Linked DNA regions of Homo sapiens: region 1 is linked to region 2. The links are chromatin loops, found by intact Hi-C in ENCODE. Cell type or tissue: K562. All regions are shown on one strand. Each heading gives the region's core, and the rest is flanking DNA. Links, peaks and the distances in the headings are about the cores only.

Region 1 (2,918 bases), core at 282-2,781, 130 kb before region 2:
TGTCTACGATGTTCACTGCAGTAACCCCTATTCATAGTCTCACACTTAGTAGTTTTTCCATAAATATCACTTGGATGATGGAACGAATGAATACCAGACCAGGGCCCAGTCACTAGTCAAGACTTGGCCTTCTAGAAAGATCCATCTCATCCAGGACTTCTTAGACTCATATGTTCGGTGTATTTGCTGTAGTTGTGATTATGCTACATAGTAATTCCTTCTATGCATCTATTACCTGTAGGCATTAAGCTACACATTTTGTGATAACTTGTTTCTATTTTCTATTTTGAAAAAAATTAAAATTATGAAAAAGTTACGAGAATAGTAGGATGAACACCATACACCCTCTGCCCAGGTTCATCAATGTTAGCAGCTGAATACAGTTGCTTCATCTCCCCCTCTCCCACGCATTCATTATTGTTAGTGTTATATTCTGAGCATCTTGACATTACTCTTGAACTTCTTGCTAAAACATTTGAACACCACTGAAAAGCTGACTTCCTCAGAGTTTCCCATTTTCACACTAAATGTCCTCTGAGACCTAACCAATCTTGAGCGGACCAGTTAAATGGCATCAAAAAAAGTTAACAAACCCAGAAGCAATTTTAAAGGATAAAGTTAAGTTAACTTGGCTGGGCGTGGTGGCTCATGCCTGTAATCCCAGCACTTGGGGACTCTGACGTGGACAGATTACCTGAGATCAGGAGTTTGAGACGAGCCTGGCTAACATGGTGAAACCCCGTTTCTACTAAAAATACAAAAAATTAGCCAGGTTTGGTGGTGCACGCCTGTGATCCCAGCTATTCTAGAGGCTGAGGCAGGAGAATCGCTTGAACCCGGGAGGCAGAGGTTGCAGTGAGCTGAGATCGCGCCATTGCACTCCAGCTTGGGCAACAAGAGCGAAACTCCGTCCCCAAAAAAAAAAAAGTTAAGTTGACTTTTCACCAACCTAAAGTTAACATCATGTATTAGGAGTCAGAGTTAATGGTTCTCTAATTCTGTCTAGGCTTACCCTGTAAAGACACACAGGCAGAGAAAGACAGAGAGAGGGAGAGAGAGAGTTCTGCCCCAAACACATTTTGCCAAAATGAGCGTGTGACATGTTAAAGCATCATTTCACACCTCTATTGTAATTTAACTTTCTACTTACATAGATTTTGCTCTGAGTTCATCCTCATCGCAGCTTTATGGGAAAAATCACCAAATCCCTGTACAAAGAACTGCTGGGATTTTTTTCTTTAACTCTACTGCCATCTAGTGTTGAGAAAAGAGAATTCTGGACTCTGCAAAAAAGAATGTATATTATTTGCTATTTGCTTGTATATCTAGATTCAAACCTGTTTTATTGCAGAATAAATTTGGAAGCTATATCCACCATGATCTTCTTGTTTTATTTTGGATTCAGTAAAATTTCTAAGAAAAAAACTTCAAAAATTAGGCCATATTTCACATTATCCTGAAGGCAAGATGGACAGTAAGGCTTAGTTTTCCCAGCGACCCTTTGGCCCATTTGGCGTCACAAAGGAGTTCCCCTCTTCCTTCCAGCTATTTGTCTGGTTCTTTGGCATGACTTCTTTGTGATGCTTACTGGTCATTGGCTGTTTCCTGTGACTCCTGTGGGAATGTGAGCTCCCGGAAGGCAGAGATTTTGCCTTTTTTTTTTTTCTTTCCTGCTTTGTTCATTGATATATCCGAAATTACTAGAGCAAAGCCTGGAACATACATGACAAGCATTTAATAATTATTTATTCAATAAATAAAGGAATAAATGAAGGAATGTTGGGAATCATTCTAGAAATGGGTGTAAAGGCATACTAGGGGACTTCGAAAAGGTCATGGGGGCCAGGCACGGTGACTCACGCCTGTAATCCTAGCACTTTGGGAGGCCAAGGCAGGAGGATTACCTAAGGTCAGGAGTTCAAGACCAGCCTGGCCAACAAGGTGAGACCCGGTCTCTACTAAAAATACAAAAATTAGCCAGGCATGATGGTGCACACCTGTAATCCCAGCTACTCAGGATGCTGATGTAGGAGAATCACTTGAACCTGGGAGGCAGATGTTGCAGTGAGCCAAGATCATGCCACTGCAGTCCAGCCTAAACGACAGAGCAAGACTCCGTCTCAAAAAAAAAAAAAAAAAAGAATTAAAAGATAAAAATACCAGCCTGGCCAACATGGTGAAACCCCATCTCTACTAAAAATACAAAAATTAGCCAGGTGTGGTGGTGTGTGCCTGTAATCCCAGCTTCTCGGGAGGCTGAGGCACAAGAATCATTTGTGCCCAGGAGGTGGAGATTGCAGTGAGCCAAGATCGTGCCACTGCATTCCAGCCTGGCCGACAGAGCCAGACTCTGTCTTAAATAAATAAATAAATAAATAAATAAATAAATAAATAAATAATATAAACTTTATTTCCCAACATAAGCTTCATCAAGTTCAAGATACTTTTCTAAGTGATGATACCAACCATTTTGTCCATCCCTAAAGAACTGAGGGTCCTGGGAATTTAACCATGTTCATGTTGTCTTTTCTATGTTATTAACTGAGGAAAAATGGGTGATCTTTAAAGATTTTTTTAAGAATAGAAAACAGAAAGAAGTCAGATGGAGCCAAATCAGGACTGGAGGATAGGCACCTAATGATGTCTCATCAAAACTCTTGCAAGATTGACCTTGTTTGCTGAGAGGAATGAGCAGCAGCATTGTCATGGTAGAGAAAGACTCTCTGGTGAAGCTCTTCCAGGAGTTTTTCTGCTAAAACTTTTGCTAGCTTTCTCAAAATGCTCTCATAATAGTCAGATGTTATTGTCCAGAACATCAACAAGCAAAATGCCTTGAGCATCCCAAAAAACTGTTGCCATAACCTCAGCTCTTGACCCATCGTCTTTTGCTTTGACTGCACCACGTTCACCTCTTGGTA
Region 2 (2,918 bases), core at 95-2,594:
CAAGTAAATTAACCCTTTTTCCGTATAAATCCATTTTTTGTTTTGAAGAGGGGAAATTATATTTATTGTTGTTTACTGAATCCTGGTGTGAAAGCATATCAGATATGTATGAACTGCTACTGCTGTACTTCCGATTTACGGACATCATTTTATTGCTATTTGTAGACGTGATAACATGAACATGAGTACCTATTTATGTGGGCCTTCAGTGGATGGGCAGTGCCACTCAGGTCTCTGGGGTTTCCCTCTCTAATTTTAAGTAAATTGACATATAACTACTATGCTTATAAAAATGAAGTAAGGAAAACAAGTAGTCCTGTTTGCCACTAAAAACATTTTCAAAGGAAAAATAAAATGAAAGTACTTTTTACTTTTTATGATACTCAGAAATTAGGATGAAGAACTTTTAAAATTGCTGAAGATCAAAGAGGTTATCTCTGCCAGTCACAAGTGTGGCTGGTGTCATTCTGGGTCTGACTGGAGCCCTCCTGGACTGTTTCTTTAATTTCAAAAGCCCTGCAGACATAGTACCTGGTCAGAACTATGCCTCGGTTTATTTATCATTTTGAAATAAAATCAGAATTTCAACCTGTAATTTTATCTACATTATTTTCTAGTGAAAGATTCCTAAATTTCCTGGGGAAAAAAAAAAAAGATCAAGGAGTGAGAACATTGGGAATGATAGTAAGAGGCGTTTAACAAAAAAGAAGAAAGGACAAATATACTCCCCTAAAATAGTGTACACAGACTTCCCTTTGACTTGTGCCCTTGCAATCATTGGTGTGTGTTAACATCCAGTGTGTTCCAGGCTCTGGGAACGTATAAATTTGTTATTATAAAAGGCACAGATGGGGGTGGGGGGGCGGGGAATTTGTAGGCAGGGAGGCTCAGGGGGTGCTTGCTGGACGAACATTCTGGATGTTTGAGGACTCAGAAGACGCACATCCCTGTGCCCTTCTTTTTTAAACAATTATTTGAAGACAGTCTAGCTAAAGACGAATCATATCAAAATTAAAGACTTCAGAATTTGGAGGCCATGGTAGAAAGAATTAGTGATCATTCCCTACTCATTTTGAACGCAAACTAATGAATGACGCAACCTGGGCTGATGCTGCTCTACGTGACCGTCCTCAGCTGCCCCCTTCTGGTTTCTTCTCTCTAACTCATGCATGAAAGTCGACTAGGCTTACAATGCTTGTCACACTTTTCTTTGAAAAGCCCATTGATGCTGTTCTGTTGTTTTCTAGCATTATAGCAGAAGACAAGTCTAAGACCAGGCTGATTTTTGTTCTCTTGTAGGTTTTGTTTTTCTGCCTGGGTGCTTCTGTTTTTTAATTTTATCCCTGTAATTCAGAAAGAAAATTACCTCAATATAGAAATACATCTATCCAGTGACTTTTCATGCTAGGAAAACTTCAAGTTTAATCTCTACATGACTGGCTTAATTTTTACTGTCATTCTGGTGCTTCCTGTTTCTAATATGGATTTTCTCATTGCACTTCTAATTTTCTGGAATTTGCCTCACTGACCTTCCTTTACCTCTCATTTCTTTAGTTTACTTATATTCTCTTCCTTTTCATAGGAGCCATATTTTCTTGTATCCCTTTAAGGATGTTAAAAGTTTCCTACATTTTAATCTGATCCTTAAGGTAGCTTCTGCCCAAAGTACTGGGTCTTTTGTTTGATTTTCAATACCTCACACTGGATCCATGGGACAATGAGCAGTATTTGCCAGCAGGCCTGGATAATGGATTGCCCTTGATTCTTTACCTGGATGTGGTCGCAGCCCCATCTTGCTGCCCCAGCTGGGATGCCAAAACGTCTGCTCTTTGCTAAGTCCATTGGCCTAGCTATCTTTCAAGTGCAGCCGGCTTATCTATCTTAAGCTGTACAAATGCCCCATTACCAAGGTTCTCCTTGCCACCTTCTCTCAGGAACAAAAATATGAAATCTCTTTTGTATAGCAGTGGTCCAGTGGCCCCAATCTATGATGTTTAAAACTCTTGCTTGGCTGGGTGCAGTGGCTCACCCCTGTAATCCCAGCACTTTGGGAGGCCGAGGCGGGCAGATCGCTTGAGGTCAGGAGTTCGAGACCAGCCTGGCCAACATGGCAAAACCCCGTCTCTACTAAAAATACAAAAATTAGCTGGGCTTGGTAATGGGCATCTGTAATCCCAGCTACTCAGAAGGCTGAGGCAGGAGAATCACTTGAACCCAGGAGACGGAGGTTGCAATGAGCCAAGATTGCACCACTGCACTCCAGCCTCGGCGACAGAGCAAGACTCCATCTCAAACAACAACAACAACAACAAAACTCTTGCTCAATGTGTGCAGGATCAGCAGTGTGCAAAAATGTTTTTAAATGTTCTTAGATAACTTCAGTGTATTTTTCTTCTTGAAATATGTTTGACAAATGGCTTCTACTTTTAAATCTTTCCTGAGTGGAAAAGATCCTGGATAAATACATCAATAGAGTTCAGTGTTACAAGCAAAAATATACACACACACGTTGAAAACAGAATTTATCAAACCCCTGTAAAACTGTAAAGCCCTCAGTAGTTTTTTCTTTGGAAGCAGGCATATTTGGACAGCAGCAGTCAAGAACTACATAGACTTTCCACTGAATGGAACTCTAGACTTAGACAAGGTCTGGCCCACCTCGTTTTCCAGCTGTGTGGCAGTCCCCTAATCTCAGGCAGTTCAGTTTCCATTCCTATAAAATGGAAACCATTCTTGGCTTTCCACACAGTTGTGATAATCAAGTGAGGTCTTACCAGGAAAACACTTCTTTAAATGTCTAGAACTATGAAACTAATGCCTGAAGTGCGGGGTGAAACAGTTCCCTATTGCAAGTTCTGTCACATATTAGTGGAAATCTAAAAGTGGTTACAGCTTGTAACTCTTTTGACACTTCCCAT

Evidence for each region. Peaks named below come from ENCODE experiments on the same cell type or tissue, not always from the same donor. Only the 100,000 strongest peaks of a DNase experiment are listed, where the experiment ranks them.
Region 1: it touches region 2 in a loop (5-fold over the local background); 5 of 110 quality-filtered maps call a loop at or near these places.

Annotation. Positions count from the first base shown.
Region 1 is chr9:86,412,803-86,415,720 of GRCh38, reverse strand. LOC102724080 (a long non-coding RNA gene) reads right to left here and starts at 1,880. Exons shown (of 2, transcript XR_007061636.1): 1 at 1,151-1,880. In K562, for the core only: a CTCF peak has its summit at 1,265 (motif pointing left); no DNase peak of the experiment used is centred there.
Region 2 is chr9:86,285,410-86,288,327 of GRCh38, reverse strand. TUT7 (terminal uridylyl transferase 7) reads left to right here. Exons shown (of 27, transcript NM_024617.4): 27 at 1-595. Among named protein-coding and RNA genes, the nearest start is that of ISCA1, 4.3 kb to the right of the region's middle. In K562, for the core only: CTCF peaks have their summits at 1,134 (motif pointing left) and 1,802; no DNase peak of the experiment used is centred there.